2 separate regions of the Homo sapiens genome follow, and region 1 is linked to region 2. A link is an interaction called in ENCODE POLR2A ChIA-PET data of the cell type or tissue named here. Cell type or tissue: IMR-90. All regions are shown on one strand. Each heading gives the region's core, and the rest is flanking DNA. Links, peaks and the distances in the headings are about the cores only.

Region 1 (15,549 bases), core at 3,469-11,468, 180 kb after region 2:
AAAATCATTTTGGAACTCATGCTACTTGGAACCTCATAATGTTTAGAAAATATTTCAAATTTGGAGAGGGGGAGGACGTAAGGTGTTGGGTTAAGGTTTAGATTTAATAGCACAAAGTATAGGTTCTTGTTAGAAATTAAGCATATTACCATCTTCAGGGTTTTTAATTTTTTGTGGGTACATAGTAGGTGTGTATATTTATGGGGTACATTAGATGTTTTGATACAGTCATGCAATGCATAATAATCCCATCATGGAAAATGGGGTATCCATCTCCTAAAGCATTTATCCTTTGTTTTACAAATAATCCAATTATACTCTTTTAGTTCTTTTAAATGTGCAATTTTAAATTATTTTGACTGTTGTCACCCTGTTGTGCTGTCAAATACTAGGTCTTATTCATTTTTCTAATTATTTTTTGTACCAATTAACCATCCACACCTACCCACTACTCTTCCCCAACTACCCTTTTCAGCCTCTGGTAACCATCCTTCTACACTCTGTCTCCATGATGAACTCATCATGTTTTGATTTTTAGTTACTACAAATTAGAACATGTGAATTTGTTTTTCTATGCCTGGCTTATTTCATTTAGCAAAATGACTTCCAGCTCCATCCATGTTGTAGAAAATACAGGATGTCATTATTTTTTGTGATTAAATAGTACTCCGTTGTGTATAAGTACCACCTTTTCTTTATCCATTCATCTATTGACGGATTCTTAGGTTGCTTCCAAGTCTTGGCTATTGTGAACAGTGATGCAACAAATATAGGAGTGCAGATATCTCTTTGATACGCTGATTTCCTATCTCTTGGTGTATACCTAGAGTGGGATTGCTGGATCACATGGTAGCTCTATTTTTAGTTTGTTGAGGAACCTCCAAACTGTTCTCCATGGTGGTCATACTAATTTACATTCCCACCAACAGTGTACCAGTGTTGCCTTATCTCCACATCCTTTCCAGCAATTGTTATTGCTTGCCTTTGGATAAAACCATTTCAACTAGAGAGATTATATTCCACTGTAATTTTGATTTGCATTTCTCTGATGATCAGTGATGTTGAACACCTTTTCATTTGCCTGTTTGGCACTGATATGGCTTCTTTTGAGAAATATCTATTTAAATATTTTGCCCATTTTAATTGGATTATTATTATTTTTCCTGTAGAGTTGTTTGAGCTCGTTTTATGTTCTGGTTGTCAATTATTTGTCAGATGGGTAGTTTGCAAATATTTTCTCCCCTTCTATGTGTTGTCTCCTCACTTTATTGATTGTTTCTTTTGCAGTGCAGTGATTGTTTCTTTTTAAGTTGATGTGATCCCGTTTGTTTCTTTTTTCTTTGGTTGTCTATGCTTGTGGGATATTACTCAAGAAATTTTTGCCCAAGCCAATGTCCAGGAGAGTTCCCCGAATATTTTTTTGAGTAGTTTTATAGTTTGAAGTCTTAGATTTGTCTTTAATCCATTTTGATTGGATTTTTGTATGTGATGAGAGGTAAGGGTCTAGTTTCATTCATTCAGCATATAGATATCCAGTTTTCTCAGTACCACTTATTGAAGATTTATTGAAGATACTGTCTTACCTAGTGTATATCCTTGGTACCTTTGTTGAAAATGAGTTCACTCTGGATGTGTGGATTTGTTTCTGGGGTCTCTATTCTGTTTCTTTGCTATATGTGCCTGTTTTTATGTTAGTACCATACTGTTTGGTCACTATAACTCTGTGGTATAATCAGAAATAAGGTAATGTTTTTGGTAATTGTTTTTGATCAGAGTAGCTTTGGCTGTTCTGGGTCTTTTGTAGTTCCATATAAATTTTAGAATTATTATTATTATTCTGTATCTTTGAAGAATGTCATTAGTATTCTGATAGGAATTGGCGTTGAATCTGTAGATTACTTCGGGTAGTATGAACATTTTAACATTGTTGATTCTTCCAATGCATGGAGCATGGAATATCTTTCTAGTTTTTTGTGTCCTGTTCAATTTCTTTCATCAGTATTTTATAGTTTTCCTTGTAGAGATATTTCACTTCTTGGGTGAAATTTAACTTTATGTATGGCTATTGTAAAATAGATAATTTTTTATTTATTTTTCAGATGTTTGGTATTGGCATATAGAAATGCTGATTTTTGTATGTTGATTTTGTATCTTGTAACTTTACTGAATTTGTTGATCAGTTCTAATATTTTTCTTGTGGAGTCTTTAGGTTTTTCTAAATATAAAATCATATAATCTACAAACATGGATAATTTGGTATCTTTCATTCCAATTTGGATGCCCTTTATTTCTTTCTCTTGTCCGATTTTTTTAGCTAGGACTTCTATTGCTATGTTGAATAATGGTGGTGAATGTGTGCATCTTTGTCATGCTCCAGATCTTAGAGGAAAGGCTTTCAGTTTTTTCTTTGTTCTGTGTGATACTAGCTGTGGGTCTCCCATATGTGGCTTTTATTATGTTGAGATATATTACCTCTATACCCAGTTTCTTAAGGGTTTTTATCATGAAGGAATGTTAAATTTTATAAAATGTTTTTTTCAGCATCAATTGAAATGATCTTTTTTTTTGTACTTCATTCTGTTGATATGATGTATCACACTGATTGATTTGCACACGTTGAACCATCTTTGTGTCCCTGGAGTAAGTCACACTTGGTCATGATAATTGATGTTTTTAATGTATTGTTGAATTTGGTTTGCTAGTATTTTGTTGAGGATTTTCACATCAATATTCATCAGATATATTGGCCAGTAGTTTTACATTTGTTGTGTCTTTTTCTGGTTTTGGTATCAGGGTGATACCGACTTCATAGAATGAGATTGTAAGTATTCTCTTTTATATTTTTCAGAATAGTTCAAGTAGGACTGGTAACATTTCTTCTTTAAATGTTTGGCAGAATTCAGCAATGAAGCTACTGGGTCCCACACTTTACTGGGAGACTTTTTATTATGGCTTTGATCTCATTACTTGTTATTGGTCTGTTCAGGTTATGGATTTCTTACTGGTTCAATCTTGGTAGGTTGTATGTGTCTAGGAATTTATCCATTTTCTCTAGATTTTCCAGTTTATTGGCATATAGTTGTACATAGTAGCCACTAATGATCCTTTGATTTTCTGAAGTATCAGTTGCAATGTCTCCTTTTTTATTTTTGATTCTGTTTGTGTCTTCTCTCTTCATTCTTGATTAGTCTGGCTAAAGGTTTGTAAATTTTATCTTTTCAAGAAACAAATTTTTTGCTTTGTTGATTTTTTTGTTTTCTTTGTTTTAATTTTATTTATTTATACTCTGATCTTCATTATTCCTTTTTCTCTACTAATTTTGAGTTGAGTTTGCTCTTTCATTTTTAGTTCTTTAAGAGGCATCATTAGGTTGTTTATTTGAAGTTTTTCTTCTTTTTTGATGTAGACCTTATAGCTATAAATTTTTCTCTTAGGAATGCTTTCACTGTATCCCATAGGTTTCGGAATGTTATGTTTCCATTATCATTTGTTTCAATAAAGTTTTCAATTTTCTTCTTAATTTCTTTATTTACTCACTGGTCATTCATGAGTGTATTGTTTAATTTCTATGTCTTTGTTTTGTTGCCAACATTAATCTTTTTAATGATTTCCAGTCTCATTTCATTGTGGTCAGAGAAGATTCTCAATAGTATTTCAATTTTTTGAATATTTTAAGAACTTGTTTTGTTCCCTAACATACAGTCTGTTCTTGAGAATGACCCATATGCTGAAGAAAAGAATGTGTATTCTGTAGCCTTTGGATAAAATGTTATGTAAATGTCTATGATATGGTTTGGCTCTGTGTCCCCACCCAGATTTCATCTTGACTTGTACTCCCATAATTCCCAGGTGTTGTAGGAGGGACCCAGTGGGAGATAATTGAATCATGGGGTGGTTTCTCCCATACTATTCTCATGATATTGAATAAGTCTCATGAGATCTGATGCTTTGATAAGGAGAAACCTGTTTCTCTTTGCCCTCATTCTTTCTCTTGCCACTGTCATGTAAGAAGTGCCTTTCGCCTTGCACTATGATTGTGAGGCCTCCCTAGCCAAGTGGAACTGTAAGCCTATTAAACCTCTTTTTCTTCCTAGCCTCAGATCTGTCTTTATCAGCATCGTGAGAACAGACTAATATAATATAATAGGTTTATTGTTTTTCTCTAGAGTGCAGATTAAGTCTGATGTTTCTTTGATGAGTTTCTGTCTGGGAGATCTGTTCAATCCTGAATATGGGATATTGAAGTCTCCATGTATTATTGTATCGAAGTCTATCTCTCTCTTTGGCTCTAATCATAGTTGTTTTATATATCTGTGTGTTCCAGTGTTGGGTGGATATATATTTATAATTATTGTATTCTGTTGCTGGATCAATCCCTTTATCATTATATAATGGCCTCCTTTGTCTTTTTAAATATTTTTTTCTTGAAATCTATTTTTTCTGATATAAGTATAACCACTCCTGGCCTTTTTTGGTTTCCATTGTCATGGAACATTTTTTATCATCCCTTTATTTTCAGTCCATGTGTATTTTTATAGGAGAAGTGTATATCTTGTAGGCAACAGATTACTGTGACTTTTTTTATATACATACAGTCACTCTGTTTTTTTATTGGAGAGTTTAGTCCATTTACATTCAATGTTATTATTGATGAGTAGGACTTTCTCCTGACATTTTGTTATTTATGTTCTGATTGTTTTGTAGTCTTCTCTTCCTTCTTTTCTTCCTTCCTGACTTCCCTTTAATTAAAGTGATTTTCTCTGGTGGTATGTTTTAATTTCTAACTTTGTGTGTGTGTGTATCCATTGCATGTTTTTTGATCTGAGGTTACTGTGAGTCTTGCAAATACTGTCTTATAACTCATTATTTTAAACTCATGGCAACTTTTCACTGATGGCATAAACAGACAAAAACATGGAATTAAAACTAATAAAAACTCTACACCTTAACTCTGTTCATCTGCTTTTTAACTTTGTTTTTTTATGTCTTATTGTATTGTCTATGTCTTAAAAAGTTTTTATAGTTATTATTTTTTACTGGTTCATTAGTCTTTCTATTTAAGAGTAGGTTGTATATTCTAATTACAGTGTTATAATATTCTGTGTTTTTCTGAATGCTTACTATTACCAATGAGTTTTGTAACTTCAAATGATTTTCTATTGCTATTAACATCCCTTTCTTTTAGATTGAAGAATTCCCTTTATCATTTCTTATAGGACAGGTGTATTGTTGATGAAATCTCTCACCTTTTGTTTGTCTGGGAAGGTCTTTATTTCTTCTTCATGCTTGAGGGATATTTTTGCCAGCTATATTATTCTATGGTAAAGTTTTCTTTTCTTATGCTGAGTCAGATCTGAAGCCAGAAGAGCACTGGGTCTCACCAAGGCCTGCTGTAACCACTATCTGCTACTACTTATGTTCACTCAAGGCCCTAAGGATCTACAATCAGCAAGTGGCAATGCCAGTGACATTTGTGGACTTCCCTTCAAGATGGCCAGATCCCCCAGGTCCTAGTAGGGTCTAGAGATGCTCTCTGGGAGTCAGGGATCAAAAACCTTAGAAATTAGCCTGATGTTCTGGTTTTACTAAAGCTAAGCTGGCATCAAACCACAATACAAAGATCCTTCCTGCTCTTCCCTTCCCTTTTTAAAGGCAGAGGAGCTTCTCCCTGTGGCCACCACCACCAACAGCCCATGAAGGGTTCTTCCAGGCCACAGGCTAATGTTCATTTAAAGCCTAAGGGATCTTCATTCAGCTTGTGGTGAATGCTGCCATGTTTAAGACTCACCATGGGCCAGTGTGACCTCTGCCCTGGACAGGTCCAGAAATGCTGTCCAAGACTCTAGGCTTGGAGTTGGAGATCCAAATGCCTGCCTATTGCTCTACCCCACTGTGGCTGAGCTGCTATCTATCTGATATTTATCTGTCTATCTGGTGTAAGACAATGTCCCCTTTACTTTTCCTTCTGCTTTCTCAAACAGAGGAACTATTTCACCATAGCCACCATAGCTGGGAATGTGCTGGTTCAACCCTGAAGTTGGCATATCTCAGAGCCCAAAGCACATGGCATACTAAACGGGTATTACTCCTGGTTATTCAAGGTTTAAGGGCTCTTTAGTCAGCCAGTGATGAATCCTGCCGGGACTGTCGTCTTCTCTTCAGGGCAGTGAGTCCCTTTTGGCCCAGGGTGTGTCTGGAAATCTCATCCAGGAGCTAGGGCATGGAATAGGAGCCCTACGACTCTGTTTAGTGCCCTGTCCTACTGTGGCTGAGCTGCTATCCAAGATGGAAGACAAAGTCCTCTTTACTCTTTGCTCTCCTCTTAAGCAGAAGGAATGAGTCACTTTTGTTGCTGTGAGCTGCAACGCCTTCGGTTGGGGGAGGGGTGGTACAGGCATTCCCAAAACTGCTCCTGGCTGGTGTCTCCTTAAGTCATATGCCACCCTAGTCCCCTGCCTCTGAGCCCAGCCCAACACTAGACTTTGCCTAAGAAATCCAGTCTTTGTGTCCTAGACTGCCTTTCAAGTTTACCTAGCACCCCAGAACACTCTGGCCTGTAGTGGCGAGGCTTCCCGTGAAACTCCGACCTTCCGACCTCTGGGATGAGCATGTCCCCTCTAGCTAGGTCTGGTCTAAATGCTCCCTACATGCAAGGGCGCTGGCTGAGGCAAGCATGTCTTTGCTCTCCGCTATAACAAGGCAGCACTGAGTTCAATGGAAAGTTCCCCAGTCACTGTGCTCTCTCTTCCCCAAGTACACAGACTTTCCACACTGCACAGCCACTATTGGGGGGTGGAAAGGTGGTGTCAGTGATTCAAGCCCTCCTCAGTGCTTCTTTCAGTGACATGAAGTTAAAACCAGGTACTGGCTGGGCATGGTGGCTCACGCCTGTAATCCCAGCCCTCTGGGAGGCTGAGTTGGGCGGATCACGAGGTCAGGAGATCAAGACCATCCTGGCTAAAATGGTGAAACCCCATCTCTACTAAAAATACAAAAAATCAGCCAGGTGTGGTGGCGGGCGCCTGTAGTCCCAGCTACTCGGGAGGCTGAGGCAGGAGAATGGCTTGAACTGGGGAGGTGGACCTTGCAGTTAGCCGAGATCGCGCCACTGCACTCCAGCCTGGGTGACAGAGCAAGACTCTGTTTCCAGAAAAAAAAAAAAAAAAAAAAATAGAGGTACTGTGATTCCTCACCTCATTTTTGGTTCTTGTGATGGTGCTTTTCTGTGTACATATAGTTGCTAAAATTTTGTGTTCTTGCAGTGCAGACACATGGTATAGGATTCTATTCCACCGTCTTGCTCTGCCCTCCTTCTCAGGGCTTTTTTTTAACCTAAGATTACTTAAGCACTTTCATGTTTTGGGGAGGAGTAGTCTGATGATCCACTTATATGCATGTGTTTGATACTTGTGCTAAAATCCTAGCTGAACTTTTCAATTTCTTTATGTGTGATATATTATCAGTTAACTGCATAAAAAAGAATTAAAAAACATTAAGGCCAGGAATAACCTAGATATAGAAAGTGGTAAGTTGGTGTAGTTACACATGTCATTGAGATGAGATGAAATTTTTAGTCTCTACGTCTGTAGAAACTAGCCCATTCAGATTAATCTGATTAACCTTGCCTAAATGTGCAGAAGACATTCAGCACTAGAATTTTCAAAAAGAACTGGTTCTGCCATGTTTGATTGAATTTCTAATTCATCAAAAGGTGACCTGGAAAAATCATACATAATTGAAATAAATCCTGAATTTAACTCCTATCTCTAACACTGGTTGCAAGATCTCTAGCAAATCTCTACTCTCACATAAAACATAAAAATAAATAATACATGCTACTAAAAGACTTATAGGATGTAAGAAGAGATTTTCCTGTGAAATAGCTTTGTTAATTCTAAAGTGCATTATAAGCCTTAGTAATTATCTTCTTCAAAATGAATACCACTGAAATATCATTCTATTTTATTGTTTTGAGTATTGGACTTACTATAATTGCAATTAACTTTACATTTGCATCATGCATTCTTTCTGTCACAGTATTTGACACCTGAATTTATTTCAAATAATTTTTCCCCTGAATTTTGATAGTTTGATTTAGCTTAGTGTCACACAGATCACAACATATTCTGTGTTAAATATATAACTATGGCATGGTTGATGCTATGGTTTGAATGTTCTTTCCAAAACTTATGTTGAAATTTAATTGCCATTGCAGCAATATTAAGTTAGAGACAGGACCTTCACAAGGTCATTAGGCCTTGAGGGCTCCTTTCTCATGAATAGATTAATGCTGTTATTTCCATAGTGAGTTCCTGATAAAAAGGAGCCCAGCCCCATTTTTTCTGTCTGTTCAGTGTGCTGTCACTCTCTCTCACCCTTGTCTCTGTGTGATCCCTTCCTCAAGGCCCTCACCAGATGTGGACTCTGAATCTTGGACTTCCTTGCCTCCAGAACTGTGAGCCAAATACATCTCTTTCCTTTATGAAGAACCCAGTCTGTGGTTTTCTGTTACAGCAGCAGAAAATAAACTAAGACAGTTGACCAGGTTGTGTGACTCTTCCTGCCCATTCTAGTGAATGTTACCAAACTAATAGCATGACTGCCATATACTTTTGAATCTTGTTGAGCTTTATGTATATTATTTTGGTGTTTGTGTTTACCAAAAGTCTAGAATTTATTGGTCCCACAACTCTTTAGTACTATGTTGTTTGCTGAGGTGCTATTGGCTGATGGAAGTATTTTAGATCACTGATTTCAGAATATCAATTTATCCATGTATAAAAAAATAAAAGGGAGAAACGGAAACACTTCTTGTTTTAAAAGTGATTAATTTTTGAATAGCTGTACACACTATAAAATTTAAATGTTGTGAAAGGGCATGTACTTTACAGTAAGATTCTTTTCTCTCAATGTCCATGCTTGTCACTCTTTCAATGACTGTTAATGATTTCTTAAATAGCTTTCCATAAATGTTATTGAAGCTATTCTCTATGAATTCAGTCAGGAAAGAACTCTTTCCTTAACTTAGCCAGCATTATTCTGTTTTTAGATTTCACTCTGGTCTTTGATATATTACTTTTAAATTGATATAAATGTGGTTTTCTTATATGTCTCATGAAATTCTGTTAATTTTTTTTTTCCTGTTCCTAAGGCATACCCAGTTCCTGCACAGTTTCAAACTAACAGTTTTTCAGCAGTTTGTCTTGGGCCCTTCATGTTTATCAAATCATTTTGTGCTATGCTTTCATACTTATCATACCTTATAAATTGGTGTAGAGGAATAAATCCATTGTCCTATGTCTACCATCTCACATATGCCATTTAAGCCTATAATAACATTCTTTTATTCATCCAGTGACCAGTTTTGGCCCATAACTGGAAAATGCATGCCCAGTCTATGCCACTGGGTTTTGGCCTACTTTCTCTTTTCTGCAGCACAATCTGCTTGCCTAGGGTCCTGACAACCTGCCTACCTCTGATAGGACTTCTTATCTGAGAGACTGGACGTTGGCTTGGCTCTTAAGTTCACCCTCCTGCCACTGTGCTTTACCTATCACATTTGACCTCTTTAATCAGAATATTCATATGAAATAGTCAGAGTACACAGAGGGTGGTAGGATATTATCATTATTACAACTTCCTGTCTTCTGAGGGTCAGCCCTGTGCAGCACATTGATATGGTTTGGCTCTGTGTCCCCACTCAAATCTCACACTGAATTGTGATCTTCAGTGTTGGAGGAAGGGCCTGCTGGGAGGTGACTGGATCATGGGGGCGGATTTCCCACTTGCTCTTCTCATGATAGTGAGTGACTGGTAATCAGATCTGGTTGTTTAAAAGTGTAGTACTTCCCCCTTCACTCTCTGTCTCCTGCTACCATGCGAAGATGTGCTTGCTTCCCCTTTGCCCTTCTGCCATAAGTGTAAGTTTCTTCAGGCCTCCCCAGCCATGCCTCCTGTACAGCCTGTGGAACTGTGAGTCAATTAAACTTCTTTTATTTATAAATTACCCAGTCTCTGTTAGTTCTTTATAGCAGTGTGAGAACAGACTAATACATACATGATTTATCACTTTGGATCAGGCCCTCTCTTACCCAGGTCCACTCCACTTTCCACCCATCCCACTCAGGCCTAACATGTCTATTGGATATAGCTGCAGTTTCAAGATTCATTTCTATATGATATGACTGCATTGCTTGGATTGTTAACACATTTAACACATTAGTAGTACCTTCTGGACAAATGATTACAAGATTTATGTGATGATATAATTATTTCTTTGCATATTAATCATCATTTTAGAGGTTTGGAGAACCCGGAAAAACGGACACAGATGTGACCAGGCAGTGAGCAGTAATACCAGTGATTGCAAAGGCAGATACATGACCCTAGTAAGCTGGCTTTGGAAAATTAAAGGACTCCAGTCCCACTCAGGGACATTGTGGATCGATAGAGCTGGGATAGGGCCCGAAGTACCTGTACTGTTAAAAACTCCTGAGGTAATAAGTCTGTGCAGCTAGTGGGGAATTATTACCCCATGGAGCAAGAGATGAACTTAATGTCATTGTTTATGATCAGGGATATGAGATATTTATGGGAAAGATCTTTCCTGAAAGAAAACAAAATAAAGTTGTCTGGGAAAAAAATGACTTTTTAATGTTCTATATAAAAGCAAAAATAAAAGCCCATCTCCTTTCCCTCAATCTCACCACTTTCTCTACCACCTAATCAAGGGAACCCATTCTAAATAGAAAATACTGTTTAATATTTGTTGATTTGTTGTCTATATTATATACCATAGCAGATATGCTATAGTATTTTAAAATTTTGTAGTGAACAGGGTAATACAAATGTGAGAATTACACATTCTTTGGTAATTATAACTTATACATCAACACAAATTTTTTTTAAGTGATTCAGATGCTTTTCTGGAGAACAGGATTTAGACATTAATTGTCTAAATCACTACATTAACTTTTCAGAACCATCTGAGTAGAATTTTTGTGAAATGAATTTAGCTAAATTTAGAAAAAACAGTAAAATATTTTTGGAATGCTGTCATCACTGGTTCCTGACAAACAAACACAATAGCATCACCAGCCATCTCTCAAAGCTTTGAGTATAGGTCCTCTTTTTTATGCCCCAACTTCTAAATCTTTTATTTCTCTAATGTGACCCTAGGGTCACATTAGATCAATAGATTCCACTCATAGTTTGATACTCACATTCTATACATGCCTCTAATCAGTATCCTGTTTTTAGGAGTTATTTATTTTTCTTTTTGTTTATAAATGCTTGTAAACATTTTGTCAGATGTGCCAAGTTTTTCTGCTGTATACTCATGACAGACTTTTAACCAATTGTTTACTGTATCGTCTGTAAGTATTAAGCCATGTTTTAAAAATGTGTGCTTTCATAAGCTTGTGAATTTTATTCTTGTAAAAACTTATAAAACTGATATACAAATAGAGAATACAGTTTGATGCTCTGGAGAGAGGTCCTTGATATGCAAAGGTTAAGGCATGTGCATTGCTTTAGTTTTTGCAGTGATGGGGTCTCAGGGTTTTCCCCTCAAAACAGAATCTGTATACTTGAAATGGAGAAACCGGAGTGAGAATTTGGCTACCACATGTAATACGCACAGATGCAGTGTGTTTATTTAATAAAGATTTACTGTCTTGGAAGAGATAATGAAATAAAACTCATGGTCCCTGAACTCAAAAACTTACAGGTTGGATGAAGGGACAAACACATGAGAAGATGTCCATTAAACAGAAGACTCTTTTAAGAGATGATAAGAACAAAACATCACCCCACAAAGAAGCAGCAGAAAAATGCCACGGTGTCCTGTCATGTTCCGGAGTGATCAAGGCAGGGTTCATAAAAGGCATGAGAATAAAGCTGGGATTTGAAGAGTGGGTGACAATTTGCCAGTCAGAGGTAGAAAATAATACATGCCAGTTAAGTATTTGAAAACAAGGGACCTGGCTGGGAACATCTGAGTAAAGGGTTGATATACAGAAAATAATTGAGATAAAATTAGGGATAAAATGAAATAAGTAACATAATCTCTGCTTAAAGAAAAAGAAAAATGGAGATTGTTAGATCATAAAAGCTTGCAATTCCAAGGATAGAATTCAATTTAGATTTGGCTTATTTGGACCATAGTAATCCTCCAGATGTGACCAGGACCTGGTTTCTCTGTTATTGTTTCTTGACACTGTGTCCCCAGGATTTGCTTCATTCCCAGATTATAAGCCTCATATCTTTCACTACCAAATGAAGAGATGAGAGCATGTGGTTGATAAATTACATAGAAGATAAATAAAACCCTTCCTCCCAAAAGCTGCAGCAAAGATCTCTAAATGGCTTACCTAGCTATCCCTGAACCAGTGATACCTGTGGATAGAGAGGATAGGGTGCATTGAGTGGCCCTGCCACTCAGTTCTATTCCTAGGTCTGGCACCATCCTAAATGGCTGAAAATGAGAATGAAGGGAATTTATCAAGAAAAAAGTAGGGTACTCTTGATGGAGGAAAGAGGGGATAAATGGTGAAAAGACAACCGCCAAATGCCCTGCACAGGTTGATATGTTGGGCCAGATGTATAATGTAGGGACCTACGAAGCTTAAATGGTTTTCAGGGGAAACATGACCTAATGCAAGAAGAGTAATAGATAAAACATTACATGCAAGTACCCAGGATAATGCTAGGTGTATGGCCAAGTAAAATTCTCATACATAATACAGTAGAAGACATATACAATAGTATTTATTGTAGCTCTACTCATAATGGCAAATCTGAAAACCATCTCAATCCCAACTAGACAATAGTGCATTAAGTACTTTGATGTATATTCACAAAATAATACCACAGGCAAAATGAACAAAGTATAAAAACATGAAATGTATGGATAAATCTTAATAATAAATTATTATATGAAAAATGGATTCCCAAAGATTATAAACATGATAGACTTTCTGTAAATTTAAAAACAACTAAGGTTTAAATATATATAGTTTCTTAAAGTTCTTAAAGAAGAATATGAATACAATAAAATTATAAAAAAAGTATGAGACAGGAAATAAACAAGTGAATAGGTATTATAGATGGCAATGTTTATGGTTCAGGAAAGAAAATGAATAATGTAGGATGTTAGGCCAAGCTGGAATGGGGTTATTGTGATGTTATTTTATATACAGTGGTCATTGGAGTCTTCTCTTAGAAGACGGCATTTGAGCAGAGGATGGAGGGAAGTAATAAGCCATGTTTTAAAAATGTGTGCTTTTATAAGCTTGTGAATTTTATTCCTGTAAAAACTTATAAAACTAATACACAAACAGAGCATACAGTTTGATACTCTGGAGAGAGGTCCTTGATATGCAAAGGTTAAGGCATGTGCATTGCTTTAGTTTTTGCACAGATGCAGTGTGTTTATGAGTGAGCCATGTGGGTGATGAGAGGAAGTCTTCTGCACAGAGGGAATAGTAAATGGAAGTGCAATTGTGAATGCAGTGGGAGTGTGCTTGGTGTGTTCCAGGAACTTCAGTGAAGCCAGTATTTCTGAAGTGGAGTGAGTACAATAAATAATGGTAAGATATAAGGTCAGAACATTAGAGGAGGTTCAGATCATGTAGGGCTATCAAAGCTGTTGTGAAGACCTGGCTATTAATCTTAGTGAGACAGGAATCCACTGGAGGTTTTTGATCAAAAGGGTGGTATATTTTTAAAGGGTTACTCTGGATGATTTGTAAAGAGAATGGAGAGATCAAGCTTAGAATGAAGGAGATCAGAGATTAGTTAGAAGGCTTTAAGTTATCTAAGAGAGGCATGCAGGTACCTTGGAAGAGTATGAGCTGGTTATCTATCACTTTGGAAAAGATTACTCCAAAACTTAGTGGCTTATAATGACAATTGTTGTATTATGTATCACATGTTAATGGGTGAAGGACATGGGCTGGTCCCTCAGCTGGGCAGTTCTGCTCCATGAGGGCCTAAGTGAGTTCATTTGGAGATACTCAGCTGATGGCTTGTCTATAGGATCCAAGACAGCTTCACATACATGCCTGGTGTCTTGACAGGGACATCTAGAAGGTCAGACTCAGGTGAGTGTCTCCCTCCATCCATATAGTCTCAGGACCTCCCAACATGGGCTTCCCTGCATGGTATCCAAACTGTTTGCATGACAGTTTGTGACTACAAGAACAAGTATCCCGAAAGACCAGAAGTGGTAGCTGTCGGTGTCTTAAGACCTAGATCTAGAAACTGGCATATTCTTTGTCTCGTACTGTATTGGTCAAAGGAGTCTCTCATATTGTATTGGTCAAAGGAGTCTCTCATATTGTATTGGTCAAAGCAGTCAGACAGCCCACCCAAATTCCATGGCAGGGAATTGAAACCTCATTTCCTGATGGGAGAACTCTCAAAGAATTTGTGGCCATATGTAACTGGCCATAGTACAAGGTTGTAAGAAGTGGTTAAATTCCAGTTGAATTTTAAGTGAACATCTTCTAAGTTTGGCTAATGAATTAGATGTAGCACTTGAGGGTAAAGGAAGAATCAGAGTTGAACTAATTTTTGTATTTCAACAACTGGAGGAACTACTGTTTATTGGGATAGGGAAAATTGTAGAAATGAAAATCAGACATTTCATTTTGTACATATTAAGTTTGAGTTGCCTGTTCCATTCCCAACGTAGATATACAAGTAGGCTGTTAGATATATAAGTCAGGAGATGAGGAAAGAGCTTTGAGCAGAGAGATATTTGTGTATAGATTGTATTTAAATTAATGGGACTACATGAGTTTCATTTAATGAGGAAAGTAGGTGGATGAGAGATCTACTTACTGTGCCAAATGAAAATTCAAATGCTAGTAATTACAGATTCAAGAAGGAGCTAATGAAGAAATCAAGAAATAATAGGTCATGAAGTAGAAGAACCAAGGGAAAACTATATATAGGAAGCCTAGTGAAAATATTTGAAGATGTAGGGAATGGTCAAATTGGTTATCCACTGCTGATTGCATAAGATGAGGACTGCAAATTGAATGTCATTTTGGAACGTGGAATTCATGGGTGACTTCTATAGTAGATATTGTGTTTGAGCCAGGGGATAACAAAAAGCCCAATCAGAGTGATCTCAAGACAAAATGTGAGGAGAGCAAGTGGAGAAAGCTAGTATGGACAAAATCCATAATGCATTTTTTTAGTATGCCTCTTGTCTCCCAAAATGAAACACCAATATTCTCATTTTTGCCCTCTATTTCTGAACCAAGGCAAATGTAGGGCCATGGGCATTTGCATCAGATTAAGGTCAAATGCTAAAACTAATGTCTGTGACTTTAAGTCTGTGAATTAAAAATGTTTACTAGAATTGTTTCTGGCCATTGTATATGTTTCTGTTTGTCTCCCTCTCACACTGTTAAATATCCAGAAAGTGTCATGACTTTGAATTCAAATTCTTGCTTTGAGATGTTTTCTTACTCTTATTTCAAAATGGCAAGAGGAATAAATTCCAGTGTTAAAACTATGAGGAAAACAAATGAACTTAAA
Region 2 (15,549 bases), core at 4,894-12,893:
ATCAGCGTGACCTGGATGTGAGACATGGAGTCAAAGGAGACCATTTTGTTAAGATTTGACTTACCCTGTCAAATCTTCGGTAAGATTTGACTTACCCTGTCAAATCTTCGGTAAGATTTGACTTACCCTGTCAAATCTTCGGTAAGATTTGACTTACCCTGTCAAATCTTCGGTAAGATTTGACTTACCCTGTCAAATCTTCGGTAAGATTTGACTTACCCTGTCAAATCTTCGGTAAGATTTGACTTACCCTGTCAAATCTTCGGTAAGATTTGACTTACCCTGTAAGATTTGGTTGCCCTGCTGGATTTCAGACTTGTAGGGGGCCTGTACCCTCTTTGTTTTGGCCAATTTCCCCCATTTGGCATGGGTGTATTTACCCAATGCCTGCACCTCCATTGTATCTTGGAAGTAACTAATTTGCTTTTGATTTTACAGGCTCATAGGTGGAAGGGACTTGCCTTGTCTCAGATGAGATGTTGGACTGTGAACTTTTGAGTTAATGCTGAAATGACTAATTGAGTCATGACTTTTGAGTTAATGCTGAAATGACTTAAGACTTTGAGGGACTGTTGGGAAGGCATGGTTGGTTTTGAAATGTGAAGACATGAGATTTGGGAGGGGACAGGGGCAAAATGATATGCTTTAGCTCTTTCCACACTCAAATGTCATCTTGAATCGCAGCTCCCACAATTCCCACGTGTTGTGGGAGGAATCTGGTGGGAAGTAATTGAATCATGGAGGCAGGGCTTTCCAGTGCTGTTCTCATGATTGTGAATAAGTGTCATGAGATCTGATGGTTCTATAAGGGGGAGTTTCCCTGTACAAGCTCTCTCTTTGCCTGCTGCCATCCATGTAAGATGTGACTTTGCTCCCCCTTGCCTCCTGCCATGATTGTGAGGCCACCCCAGTCATATTGAACTGTGAGTCAATTAAACCTCTCTCCTTTCTAAATTACCCAGTCTCAGGTATATCTTTATCAGCAGTGTGAAAATGGACTAATACAACAGGCATACCTCAAAGATACTGCACGTTTGTTTCCAGAACACAGTAATAAAGCAAACGTTGTAATAAAGCAAGATGCACAAACTTTTTGGCTTCTCATTGCATATAAATTTATGTTTACATTACACTGCAGTCTATTAAAAGTCATAGCACTACATCTTAAAAAACATATATACCTTAATTTAAAAATACTTTAATGTGGCTAGGCGTGGTGGCTCAAGCCCGTAATCCCAGCACTTTGGGAGGCCGAGGTGGACAGATCACGAGGTCAGGAGATTGAGACCATTCTGGCTAACACGGTGAAACCTGGTCTTTAATTTTTTGTACTAAAAATACAAAAAATTAGCCAGGCGTGGTGGCAGGCGCCTGTAGTCCCAGTTACTCAGGAGGCTGAGGCAGGAGAATGGCGTGAACCCGGGAGGCAGAGCTTGCAGTGAGCCGAGATTGTGCCACTGCACTCCAGCCTGGGCGACAGAGCGAGACTCCATCTCAAAAAAAAAAAAATACTTTAATGCTAAAACATCATAACAATCATCTGCGCCTTCAGGGATCCATAATCTCTTTGCTGGTGGAGAGTCTTGCCTTCGTATTGATGGCTGCTGACTAACAATGGTGATGGTTGCTGAATGTTGGGGTGGCTGTGGCAATTTCTTAAAATATAACAACAATTAATTTGGTACATTAATAGACTCTTCCTTTCCTGAAAGATTTGTCTATAGTATATGATGCTGTTTGATAGCATTTTACTCACAGTAGAAATTCTTTCGAAATTGGAGTCAATCCTCTTAACCACTCCTGCTTCTTTATCAAATAAGTTTCCAAAATATTCTAAATTATTTGTTGTCATATCAGCAATATTCACAGTACCTTCACCAAGAGCAGGTTTAATCTCAAAAAACCATTTTTTTTCTCATTGAAAAGAAGCAATTCTTGAGCCATTCAAGTTTGACTGTGAGATTGTAGCAATTAAGTCACATATTCAAGCTCCACTTACAATTCTACTTTTCTTGCTGTTTCCATCACATCTGCCATTACTTCCTTCAGTGAAGTCTTGAACTCCTCAAAATCATCCATGAGGGTTGGAATCAACTTCTTCCAAATGCCTTTTAATGCTGACATGTTACCATCCTCCCATGAATTACAAATATTCTTAATGGCATCTAGAATGGTGAATTATTTCCAGAAGGTTTTCAACTTACTTTGCCAGGATCCATCAGAGTAACCACTGTCTACAGCAGCTAGAGCCTTATGAAATGTATTTCCTGGAAAATAAGACTTGAAAGTCAAAATTACAACTTGATTTTTGGGCTGCAGAGTAGATATTGTGTTAACAGCCATGAAAACAACATTAATCTTGTATATCTTCATCAATGTTCTTGAGTGACCAGGTGCATTGTCAATGAACAGTAATATTTTGAAATAAATCTTTTATTCTGAACAGTAGATCTCAACATGGGCTTAAAATATTCAGTGAACCATGCTGTAAATAGATGTGCTGTCATCCTGGCTTTGTTATTCTCTTTCTGGGGGCACAGGCAGAGTAAATTTAGCAAAATCCTTAAGTCCCCTAGGATGTCCAGAATAGTAAATAAGCATTGGCTTCAATTAAAGTAATCAGCTGCATTAGCCCCTAACAAGAGGGTTAGCCTGTTTTTTGAAGCATTGAAGTTAGGCATTGACTTTTCTTTCACTATGAAAGTCCTTGATGACATCTCTCATTACAAGGCTTTGTCTACATTGACAATCTGTTATTTAGTGCAGCTACCTTCATCAATTATCTCAGTTAAATCTTCTGGATAACTTGCAGCAGCTTCTACATCAGCACTTGCTGCTTCACCTTGCACTTTTATGTTATAGAGATGGCTCCTTTCTTTAAACCTCATGAACCAGCATCTGTTAGCTTCCAACTTTTCTTCTGCAGCTTCCTCATAGAATTGAAGGGATTTAGGGCTTTACCCTGGATTAAGCTTTGTCTAAAGGGAATGTTGTGGCTGGTCTGATCTTTTATTCAGACCACTCAGACTTTCTTCATATCGGCAATAAGGCTGTTTTGCTTTATTGTCATTCAGGTCTTCACTGGAATAGTACTTTTAATTTCCTTCAAGAACTTTTACTTTGAATTCACAGCTTTGTTGTTTGACACAAGAGGGCTAGCTTTTGGCCCAACTTTATTTTTGAAATGCCTTCCTCACTAAGTTTAATAATTTTTAGCTTTTCATTTAAAGTGAGAGATACGAAAAACTTCCTTTACATGAATACTTACAAGTCATGGTAGGGAGTTTAATCAGCCTAATTTTAATACTGTTTTCTCAGGGAATAGAGATGCTTCAGGAGAGAGAGAAAGATGGAGAAGGACCAGTCAGTGGAACAGTCAGAACACACACAACATTTATCAGTTAAGGTTGTGGTCTTATATAAGTGTCATTTGTGGTGCCTCAAAACCATTAGAATAGCAACATTAAAATAATCATTGATCACAAGTCACCATCAACAGATATAATAATAATAATTATATATAGTTGAAGTTTAAATATTGTGAGAATTCCCAAAATATGACACAGAGGCACAATGTGAGTACTTGGTGTTGGAAAATGTTTCTGATGAACTTGCTCAATGCAGGATTGTCACAAACCATCAATTTGTAAAAACAAACAAACAAAAATCTCAATGCAACAACATATGCCTGTATTAAAAGCCCTAGCATTTGAGATTTCTTAGAATATGTGCTTTATCTTAAAGACACTATTTTCCAAATACATTGGCTTATATGCTGGTTAGGGATTGAATTAGAAATCATATAAATAATAAATTTATTTTTCAGATACAAAATTCAGTTAACTATAGACAGCTTCCAACTTACCTACGGCTCATCTTATGATTTTTCAACATTGCAATGGTGTGAAAATGATACACATTCAGTAGAAGCCATACTTTGAATTTTGAATTTTGATCTTTTATAGTACTAGTGGTATGTGGCAGAATACTCTTTTGAAATTCTGGGCAGTAGCAGCAAACCACAGCTCCCAGTCAGCCACAGGATCACAAGGCTCAACAATGATATTCAAAAATGTACTGGGTTGCCCAAGATATTTGAATATTGTGTTTAAATGTTCATCATGTCTACAAAATGCCCATTCATCATGTCTACAAAATGCCTATTTTTGACTTACGATATTTTCAACTTACACTATGTGTATGGGGACATAACCCCACTGTAAGCTGAGGAGCATTTGTATTTAGAAGACAGTGAAATGTCATGTATTTATCTTCTGTTTTAAAATATTATATCTTGTTATATTTACCTACTCCTGTGAGCAAAATTGACTTAGCGTAGGGTTCTATAAAATTAATATATGAGTACATGTATATTACAACAAGATCAAAACCTCAGTTTCCAGATAAGTAAAGTTATCTTAATGCTGGGTACCAGAGTTAACTATCACATTGAGTTTTATTTTTCCAGCTGTGTAAAGTCTGGTTTTAGAACGCAAGTTAATGAACATTTCTGCCTTCACATTAAAAAAAGTGTGTTAGCCAATAGTTAAATTCTGTAATACTGTTATTAAGACCCCTTCTCTATACTTCTAAATTAAAGAAAAAAATGCTAAATGGAAATTATTACAATAAATGGTTAGATTTTAATTATGTAAATAATTTGTCTTCGCTGTTAGAATTTTATATTAATATTGTCAAAAAAATGAAATCAGAGAAAATGATAAACAATTATGTTTTCAACCTTCCAAATTCTTTATTTGTAAATTATACATCCTTTGATATAGATAACAATGTGACAGTATCTATATAATATTGGAATATCCAGGTGAAAATTTAAAATTGTAGATATGATAGACATATTATTTTTAATCTAACATTGTAATATATAATACATTATATTATACTTTATATATCTTATATATAGTATATAATGTATAATATAATATTATATATACCATTTTGCTTCCTGCTTATTGATTTTATCTGATGTGTACAGACTCATGTGCCATACATTTACTTTTGATCTTATTTCATATTCCACATTCCATCTTGACAGAATATCATCGTATAATATTCAGTAATTTTGTATGCATCCCCCATTGCTTTTAGTGTAAGTTGTTTTTATTATTTTATGATATACACTAATGCATTGAGAGTTCCAAAGAACTTGTCTGATTATTTTTTAAGATCAATATCTAGAATTAGAATTTGTAGAATGAAAAGAATGCACATATTTAAAGCTTTAGAATCATGGGTCAAGGTCGTCTTCAGAAAAACTGAATAGTTTATACACAATTCACAAAAATATTTGAGGATACTCAATTTCCTACATGCCTATAAATTCTACTGACATTGTTTTCAACCAAGTAATTGAATAATGATATATCTTGCCTATAATTTATATCCTCTGCTTCACATTTATTAACAACTATTGCAGTTCTTTAGGAGATTTCTTCTTCATATTTTTTGCCCATTTTTTTCATTAATGTGTCCTAAATAGTTACAATATTAATAAAAATTCATAGCTACCAATTATTGGGTACTTTACATTACAGGTACTTTCTAAGTACTTTATGTGTACCTAATCATCACACTCTCAAAACTTTCCTAATATGAAAATAGTATTAAATTTATCCCCACTTGACAAATAGGTGGAAGATTCAAGGTTTGAAGCCAAGAAGTTTGGCTTCAGCGTCTACCTTTATATCCCTCATATAATGTTGTCCACCTTTATTTTTGTGTTTATGCCTCTTTATACAAGAAAGGTATTAATACTTTAGGTATGGAGCAGATAATTTTTTCTCAGTTAATTATATTCTTTGAATTATGTTTCTGATCCTTTAATAAAAACACATTTAGTCCTTCTTAAGTTCTATCTCTCTCTCTCTCTCTCTCTCTCTCTCTCTCTAATCTTGGTTTTCTGCTTAGAATGGCTCTCCCAGGTTACATTCCCCAGGTTACATTGTACATACACACATGCATTATAGAAATACATGTAGTATTTTTATTTTTACTCATTTTTTTCTCGAGTTTTTAATTCAGCTTCTCATTTCTCTCTCTTTTCTTTTTTGGAGATGAACTCTCGCTCTGTGGCCAAGGCTGGAGTTCAGTGGCACAATTTCAGCTCACTGCAACCTCCATTTCCCGGGTTCAAATGATTCTCCTGCCTCAGCCTCCCAAGCAGCTGGGATTACAGGCACCTGCCAACATGCCCAGATACTTTTTTTTATTTTTTATTTTTTGTATTTCTAGGAGAGACGGAGTTTTACCGTGTTGGCCAGGCTGGTCTCAAACTCCTGACCTCAGATGATCTGCCTGCCTCGTCCTCCCAAAGTGCTGGGATTACAGGTGTGAGCCACCATGCCCAGCCAGCAGGTGATAGATTTCAACAAATTTTTTGTTAAATGGAAAGTGGATGATGACTTTTGAAATGAGGATGACTCAACCTGGAGCCAAATCTGCATGTTTCATTGTGGTTATTTACAGATATGATATCAAGGCTAATAAATCAAGAAATAGGGATGTAAGTAAATTGTAGTTATGAAGTTAATCAGCAGGAGAATTAAAATAGGAAAATATAAAAGTAAGTCTCTGTGAGGAGTGGGAAAAATATGGCTAAAAACTGTTGCTTTTTATTATAATCCAGAATTACTTTATATTTTATCATGTGCATGTACCACTTCCATACAACTTTTTAAAACTTAAACTTGGGTAACAGAATTTCATTTTAGCATAAAGATGAGGCACAAACATTTCCTTTATAAAGAAATGATTATTTTTTTAAATCCATTCTTTCTATATCAAACTGAAATGTCAACCTTATTTATATCGTTTATGGACTAATTTTTGATTTTTTAAATCAGATCATTGTACCTATTATTAATGCACAATGCCATTTTATATTCTATAAACAATTCTTTTTTTATGGAATTCTTCTCAACAATTTTGATATTTTTATTTGTTTAATTCCCTAGAAACCAAGTATCAAAAAAGAAAGCAAGAAATGTGAGTAATGACAGAGGAAAACTGTAGCTCATATTGGCTTAGGGAAAAACACACACATGTAATTCATTGAACAGAAGTGCCTATTTTCAAAACACTGGTTGTCCAGGGTTAAAGTTTGTCATTGTTTCTGCAGAGAAACTGACCTCCAGAGCCCATCAGACATTATCTTTGTTCTTGGCCTTTCTTGGTTAATTTTTTTTAAAAGGGCTCAGTAGTTTCTTCTATATATTTCAAATATTTAGTCATAATATATAACCAAGACTTTAAAGTGTAGATCTTCAGATTACTAAGATTGATCTGTGTGCCTTTGTATCTGTGTGACATTTACTCATATGTGTTTACATGTGCTTATAAGTAAATCTAATGAACTATGATATTATTATTATTATTATTATTTTTGAGACGGAGTTTCACTCTTGTTGCCCAGGCTGGAGTGCAATGGCATGATCTCGGCTCACCGCAACCCCCGCCTCCCAGGTTCAAGTGATTCTCCTGCCTCAGCCTCCCTAGTAGCTGGGATTATAGGCATGTGCCACCACGCCTCGCTAATTTTGTATTTTTAGTAGAGATGGTGTTTCTCCATGTTGGTCAGGCTGGTCTCGAACTCCCGACCTCAGGTGATCCACCCGCCTTGGCCTCCCAAAGTGCTGGGATTACAGGCGTGAGCCACCGCGCCCGGCTATGATTATAAGTTGTTATTTTTTTCATAATCACCATTATGTTCTGTTTTGAAATGTTAGAAATTAGAATAAGAAACATTAAAATATCAAAAACATGTCTATCCCAGTTTTGCTACATCTGTGAAAATCTGTGGCTCTTATCTCCAACTGCAGGCAGAACTGAGAGGTGCTCCATGCTGCTGCCTCACTGGATCATCTGGCAGGTACTGCTGAGGCCTACTCAGTGAGTGACCACACTCAATGAGCCATCATGATGGAGGTATGGCTCAGTTTATTTGGGCTGCTGTAGCAGAATTCCATAAACTGGGTAGCTTACAAAGAACAAAAATATATTTCTCACAGTTCTGAAAGCTGAGAAGTTCAAGATGAAGGTGCTGCAGATCTTGTAAAGACCCACTTTTAGGTTCATAGAATGGCACCTCCTCACTGTATGCTCATGTGATGGAAGGAGGGAGGGTTCTTTCTGGATCCCTTTTATAAGGTTAAGAATCCCATTCACAAGGTCTCTGCCCCAAGACTGAATCACCTCCCAAAGGCCCCACCTCTTAATAACATCACTTTGGGGGATAGAATTTCAACATATGAATTTTGTTTGGGGCACAAACATTCAGACTGCAGCAAAGAGTAAAGAATGGAAAAATATGAAGATTAGTGTCTGTGGAGGGCTCACTTTCTGATTCATATTTGGCATCTTCTACCTGTGTCCTCACATGGTGGAAGGGAAGAATTCTGATCTCTTCAGACTCTTATAAAGTCACTAATACCATTTTTGAGTGCCCTGCCCTCATAACCTAATCACCTCCCAAAGACCCCTCTTGGGGATTAGGCTTTAACATACAAGTTTTGGGGAGATACAAACATTCAGTTTACAACAGGTATGAGTGTAAGGCCTCCTTCCCCAACTGGCCTGACCCAACTGGCTCAGAACTGATCTGCAGTGTGAAATCCTCCCTACCCCATCATCTTTCCTTCCCCTTCTACTTCTACAGGCTTAGATCTGCATCTTGGTTTGGAGGTTCTTTTCACCTTCTCCAACTCTCTTGCCTTTATCCTTAGCAGATGTTTTCCCAGTAAATGTTTTTCATGTCTAATCCCATCTTGGCATTTGTTTCTCAGATAACCTTAATTTACATAACCTAAAATAAATAAATCTGAAGAGATATAGTTCTATTTAATTCCCAATTCTTTTTATCTCTATTATTCATAGATGTTTTCACATTAATTGAATATTCACTCAAATCAATTTAAATCTCAGTTCTCTAGCTTAGCTTTTCCTTTCAAAATAAAGCCTTGAGGCTTTAAATTAGAATTGGTGTTTTTGCTGGGGAAATAATTCATAAGTACCTTAGACTAAGAGTATTTGTGATGACAAAGTGGAAGAGCTAGAAAAATACAATTAAAATAAACATTTTAAAATCACTTTCAGAAGTTCAATTGATACGTTTCCTAAAATTATCACAGTAGCAGCAGGTTTTCACAGATGTCAAAGTCTCAGGTCTTTGTTCCTATATGCAGTATAAAGGGTTTCAGGATTCTTCTGCCTCTTTGGTGGGGATGCTGACCATTCATTCATTAATTAGTTCACTTATTCATTAAGCAGATGTGTGTGGAATATTTTACCAGTGGGCAGGCTCTATGGTGAGTGTATTTCTCAAGTATTTATTAGATCCTAAAAACAGCTAACCTTTGCCTTCTGTTGAATTTGACAGCTGGAACACAAATTTAAGTAAATGCCAGAGTTTCACTCTAAAGATGAAGCAATTTCCTCTATTTGAAACTGTTTGTCCTTTTTGGTTCTGCACAGCTCAGTCAAAAGACATTTATACAAACTTCTAGTGGCTGATTCCCATAACCAAATTAACCACAAAATTCTACAAGAACAGGATATGATTCATACTTTGCTCAATGTCTTTATTTCTGTCAGTTTGTAAAATTTTTTTTTTCTTTTACTAGTGTTGGATGCACTAGCTCTAATGTCAGCAACAACATTTTATATGTATGCACACCTTTCTTCCTACATCTGCTCCTATGCCTGCCATGTGAAAGCCTCTGCTGTGCTCTGTAACAGTCTTCTCTGGCCAGCACTGGCACCACTTTTTTCAGTGTCCCCCAGTCTTTTTTGCATGCCTCTTCTCCTTTCCTGGCTGTCCTTTGACAATCACTATTTTTTTGGTACCTCTCCTCATCCTAAATTTTGTTTCACTGCCCAGAGATGCAAAACTTCCAGATGCTAAAGGAAAACTCCTTTAATCAAGGGACCATAACTTTCCTTCCCAGTTATCTCATGGATAGATCTCTTTCCAATAAAATTATTACTTTTTATGTTTTTGAATTTTCATTTATAATGATTTCTACTGTTGCTCTGAGAAATTGGTTAAAAATTTTGCAATAGCCGGGCATAGTGGCTCATGCCTGTAATCCCAGCACTTTGGGAGGTCAAGGTGGGCAGATCACCTGAGTTCGAGATCAGCCTGACCAACACGGTGAAATCCCATCTCTACTAAATATACAAAATTAGCCGGGTGCAGTGGCGCATTCCTGTAATCCCACTATTCAGGAGGCTGAGGCAGGAGAATTTCTTGAACACGGGAGGTGGAGGTTGCAGTGAGCTGAGATTGTGCCACTGCACTCCAGCCTGGGCAACAGGAGCGAGGCTCCATCTCAAAAAAAAAAAAAATTGCAATAACTAATTTCAGAAGACATTTTAGATACTTGAAGCCTATTTTTAGAAACATAATGTAATTTTATATTTAATTATGTATTCATATTTTAAAGAAGTATGATAGGGTGTTTAATAGAAACATTCAAGCATAAATATATACTAGGATAAACATTTCTATGGCAAATTGGATGAAAATATAATTTCATTGAGAAAAAATAATGAGCCTTTTTAATATTAAAAATAATTTGTTCATATACTGAATGATAGGTTAATCACATAATTACTATTATATTTATAATCCTTTTGGCTGTCTTTTAAAAAATAACAGTTGTATTTAAAATGGAAATAATATCCTTTTTAGCTATTGAAATATATGATACAAATTTTACATTCTAACTTTTAAAATGTATAAGAAAATACCTAGTTTTGAAAATCACCTTAGGAAGTGTCATTGTCTGTTCAGATGCTATCATAAAACCCCTTAGACTGGGTGGCTTATAAACAACAGAAATTTATTTCTCACAGATCCAGAAGCCGGGATGTCCAAGATCAATGTAGTGCAGATCTTGTAAAGACTCACTTTCAGGTTCATAGACCAGCACCTCCTCACTGTCTCTTCATGTGATGGAAGGAGGGAGGGATCTCTCTTGGGCCTCTTTTATAAAGGCACAACTTCATTGATGAGGGCTGTGCTGCAGAACTAATAACTTCCCAAAGGCCCAACTTGTTAAATACCATCACCTTGGGGGTTAGGATTTCAACATATGAATTTTGGGGTGATGCAAACATTCAGATCACAGCAGGTAGTAAAGGACTGAAAAAGGTGAAGATCTGCAAGTCTCAAATCACAGTTACTAACGCTTATGAGTATCATAGTTTTACTGTATTTTGCCTGTTTATTTTATTTTATTTTTGATAAGAGCTTCCTTCCTCCCTCCTAACAAAGTAATTTTTCTTTACCCAAGACTCTAACAACCATTCTACCATTCTTGGGAAAATATTTTTCCATTTTTTCTTAAAGACAGACTCATCACCCAATGGCGAATTTGGTTTTGTGTTTGTTTGTTTATTTTTAATGTTTGTGGGTACATAGTAGGTATATATATTTATGGTGTACATGAGATGTTTTGAAGCAGGCATACAATGTGAAATAAGCACATCATGGTACATGGGGTATCCACCCCTCAAGTAAGATCTTCACCCTTGCATGGGTAGTACTCTTGTTCCACATGCTCGTTTCTTCACGTCAGGATAATTCCTTCAAATTTTCCCCTGCCAACCCCAGTAGTTTGAGGTCACTTCATTGCTTTGAACAGCACGTAGGAGGTATACAGGTTTCCAAACTAGTTGAGAAGGAACTCCAATCTCACTTGTAGGGAGCCAGAGGATTTCATCAAAGGGAAGCTGTGACCTACAGATGAGCCACTTTCTGGGGATAGGGAAGAAACCCTCCTCATCACTCTAAAATTCTAACCTTATTTGAGCTTCCCAACACACAACTTTCCTGAAAAATCTTCTGTCAAGTGTTGCCAATCACTTATTAAGTATTAAATTTAAAGAATACACTTTGAATGTGTATCTCATTTGAACTCTCTACAGTATTTGACAAGCATGACAATTTCTTCTTTGAAATCCTGGCTTCCATCACACCTCTGTCTTAGGGTACCTGCTACTTTTCCCACTACTTTCTCTCAAGCTCCTTCATGTGCAGCTCCTTCTCTGTCTGCTCCAAAACTCTGTTTTTCTTACTCTGAACACTGTCTTTGATAATCACACTCATTGTCAGGCCTTCAGTTACCAATAGGATGTTAACAAAGCTTACATCTATGTTGTCAGCTTAGGTCTTTCAGCTGAGCTTCATTTGAATCTTACAACCTACACTCAATAGTGCTCTTTGTGTTGATGTCAATTAATGTTTTTATTAAATGTGAGTAAAATTGTTACTCCAGAAAGATATATGGTATATATCTCATGACTTCCCTATACTCTGACACAAAATCTCAAAACCTGTAGGCACATACATCTTTTTAACTAAGCATAGGAAATCTAGCCACAGTCAAGTTATTCACTCCTCAGCATTAGAACACTTCTTTAGCCCGTTGGGCTGCTTTTCTTTTCCATATAGCTATTCTCCATCTCTTTTCTAAGCCTCTGCTAGTCAGTCTCCCCACCTAAGATGCTATTCTTTCTGTACTTATATTCAAATGATCCCCCTTCTTTTGGGCTTGACTCAGTCTTTACACACACAGTGTAGTCTTTCTTAATTATTCTAATGCCCATTTATCTTACCCGTCTAGAACTCAAATAGAATGTATTAGGCAAACAAATTCATTTAGACATTAAGTCAAATACAGTCTCAAACTTATATATAACAACTTCAAGCATATTTTTTTTGATTTTGCAACTACAATACAATTATAGGCTGAATGTTTGCGTCCCTTACATTTTATGTGCTGAAACCCTACTCTCAATGTGATGTATTAGAAGGTAGGGCCTTCAGAAGGTGATTTGGTCATGGGAGTAGAGCCCTCATGAATGGGATTAGTGCCCTTTTAAGCATCCCAAGAGAGCTTGCTTCACTTTGCTCTCTGTCATATAAGGATACAACAAGAAGTCGGTATTCTGTAACCTGAAAGAGGACCCTCACTGGAACCCAACCATGCTAGCACCCTGATCTCAGACCTCCAGTATACTGATTGTGAGAAATATATCTCAGTTGTTTATAAGCTGCCCAGTCTATAGTAATTTGGTGTAGCAGCCTGAACTAACAAGACAAATACCTAAGCTTTTATGGTATGGAATTCTTTATTGGCTAACTTTTAATGCCTAGAACAATGTTATGAACATAGTAATATTTAACAAGTATTTGTTAAATAAATAGTTTTAAAAAGGCACTCATTTTCAAAGTCAGGGTATATCAAATATTGTTGGAATGACAATTGATAATGGCTAAAATGCTGAGGAAATAGGAGATTTATTTTAACTTAAGAGTCTCAGAGCCACTGTTATACTTTTCAGGAACAAGCATTCACCTGTGAGGTAGAATTTGAAAAATATTTTCTTGTCCAAATATATATGCCTTAAAGCTTCTGTTTGTGTGCTTATAGTTATCATATTAGCTATTCCTTGGAGTTAACAAAGCCCAAATAAAAATTTGGAAGAACATTTTGGATTAAATTTCTTTATCAGGTTAGTCAGACTCAAGAGGATGTTGGAATGGACAGAGATGAGGAAAATAAGTCGAGGGAAAAGTTTAGAGCCTGAAGCTATGGGGAAGGCAATGTCAGGGGAAATATTTGGGGCATCAAGGATGTATGATAAAATTGCTGAATATTTGACCACAATCAAAGTGTGGGCTGCCAAAAGCAGTAGGTACAGAAAGCAGCTCATATCTCTACTAGAAGGATGAGCTTTGTGCAAGGTAACTTTTGTAGCTTAAATATTGAGTAGGGGCTTACACTTAGTAAAAATATCTTCAGTTGTAGAATAAAGTTGTCACCTTGAGTGAAATGTTCTATCAAGTATCTAAGTGCCTTGTGTAGTTAGTTACTTCACCAAAACTATATTTCTTTGGGTATTTTAACTTTTGTTTAATTATTGTTTATGTAAAAATGAAAGAAGTTCGATTAAGAAGAGGTCAAAAAATGTAACAAAGTAAAAGGAGAATAGGAATGTGTATATGGTGAGCATTTGTGTGACTGGTGCAACGTAGGTCTGGAAATGCTTATTTTATATATTTTCATAATAAGAGAGTTATAAGTACCCTCATTTCTCCAAAAAGAAACTGAAATTCAGCAAAATTATGTAAATAGTCCTGTGTCACTTGGTTATTAAGAGCAAAACCTGGTATTTGACCTGAGATGTCTATAACACCAATGCTCATGCTATTTTACGAAATTCTAAATGAGCAAAGAAAAAAATACCATGAGGGCTTAGATTATTTTTCATCATGTGAATAGACATTTTTACATGATGTGGGATTCTCGAATACAGCAGGATAGGTTTAGGAGCTGTAAGTAACAGAAATTAAGTTTAGATTTAGTATCTTAGTTTGGATCCCAGAATCACACTTTGAGGCAGGATTTATATGCAAATAATTCATCTGGGATGTGGTCCCATAAACATAAGTAGAGGAGTGGTGAAGCGATAAAGAAAAGGGAAGGAAGCCAATAAAAGTGCATCATCAAACAGATTACTATAGCGGGCAACTATAGCTTAGTCCCACAAGCGTATTACCCCTGAGGGGAGAGAATTGCATCGTATGAACCAAATCTTGGCAGCTAATGATTAAAAGCCACTCCTGTGGAACATTGATTCCCCAGCATTTCCAGCCTGCTTTATGCACAGGTGGAGTGGGCTCCTGCAGCCAGAGCAAGCCCTCAGGCAAAGAGAAGTTGATGATATTTGGAAGTCTGTTGGCAGGTATTAAAAGGCAAGGGGTATGTGGATAAAGAACTCACCTGCTACATTTAAAAAATAAGATGTTAAAACTATGTTAGGCACCTTTGACAAAATATATTCTCTAACAAATTGTGTTGGGATAACTGGATAGCCACATGTAATAAAATAAAATCTGACCCCTATTTATACACAAAAATAAATCCATCAAAATGGTTTAAAAATGTAAATGTAAGAATTGAAACCGTTAAACTCCTAGAAGAAAATGGGAGAAAAGCTTCATGACATTGGATTTGGCAACGATTTCTTGGATATGACACCAAAAGCATAAGAAACAGAAGCAAAAATAGACAAATGAGATGACATCAAATAATAAGCTTCTATATAGTACAGGATGCAATCAAGAGTGAAAAGATAACCTATGGAATGGGAGAAATATTTGCAAACCATATATCTAATAAGGGGTTTATATCAAAAGTGTATAAGGAACTCCTACAACTCAATAGCGAAGAAATGAATAACCTTATTTTAAAATGGGCAAAGGACTTGCATAGACATGTATCCTCCTGAGAAGACATATAAATAGCCTATAGGTATATGAAAAGATGCTCAACATCATTAATAATCAGAACAAAAGCAAATCAAAACAATGAGATATTACTTCATACCTATTAGAATGGCTGTTATTAAAAAGCAAGATAAGTATTGGCAAAAGTGTGAAGAAATTGGAACCTTGTACCCTACTGGTAGGAATGTTAAGTGGTGCAGCTGCTGTAAAAAGCAATAGGAGACATGGTGTTTCCT

What was found. Peaks named below come from ENCODE experiments on the same cell type or tissue, not always from the same donor. Only the 100,000 strongest peaks of a DNase experiment are listed, where the experiment ranks them.
Region 1: POLR2A ChIA-PET joins it to region 2 with 13 read pairs; 3 of 35 experiments call an interaction of 5 or more read pairs at or near these places.

The regions. Positions count from the first base shown.
Region 1 is chr5:120,557,839-120,573,387 of GRCh38, forward strand. The region is part of intron 1 of PRR16 (proline rich 16); the gene reads left to right. Among named protein-coding and RNA genes, the nearest start is that of PRR16, 100 kb to the left of the region's middle. In IMR-90, for the core only: no CTCF peak of the experiment used is centred there; no DNase peak of the experiment used is centred there; H3K27ac peaks cover 242 bases.
Region 2 is chr5:120,378,984-120,394,532 of GRCh38, forward strand. No RefSeq gene overlaps it. Among named protein-coding and RNA genes, the nearest start is that of PRR16, 78 kb to the right of the region's middle. In IMR-90, for the core only: no CTCF peak of the experiment used is centred there; a DNase peak (open chromatin) is centred at 9,508; H3K27ac peaks cover 2,121 bases.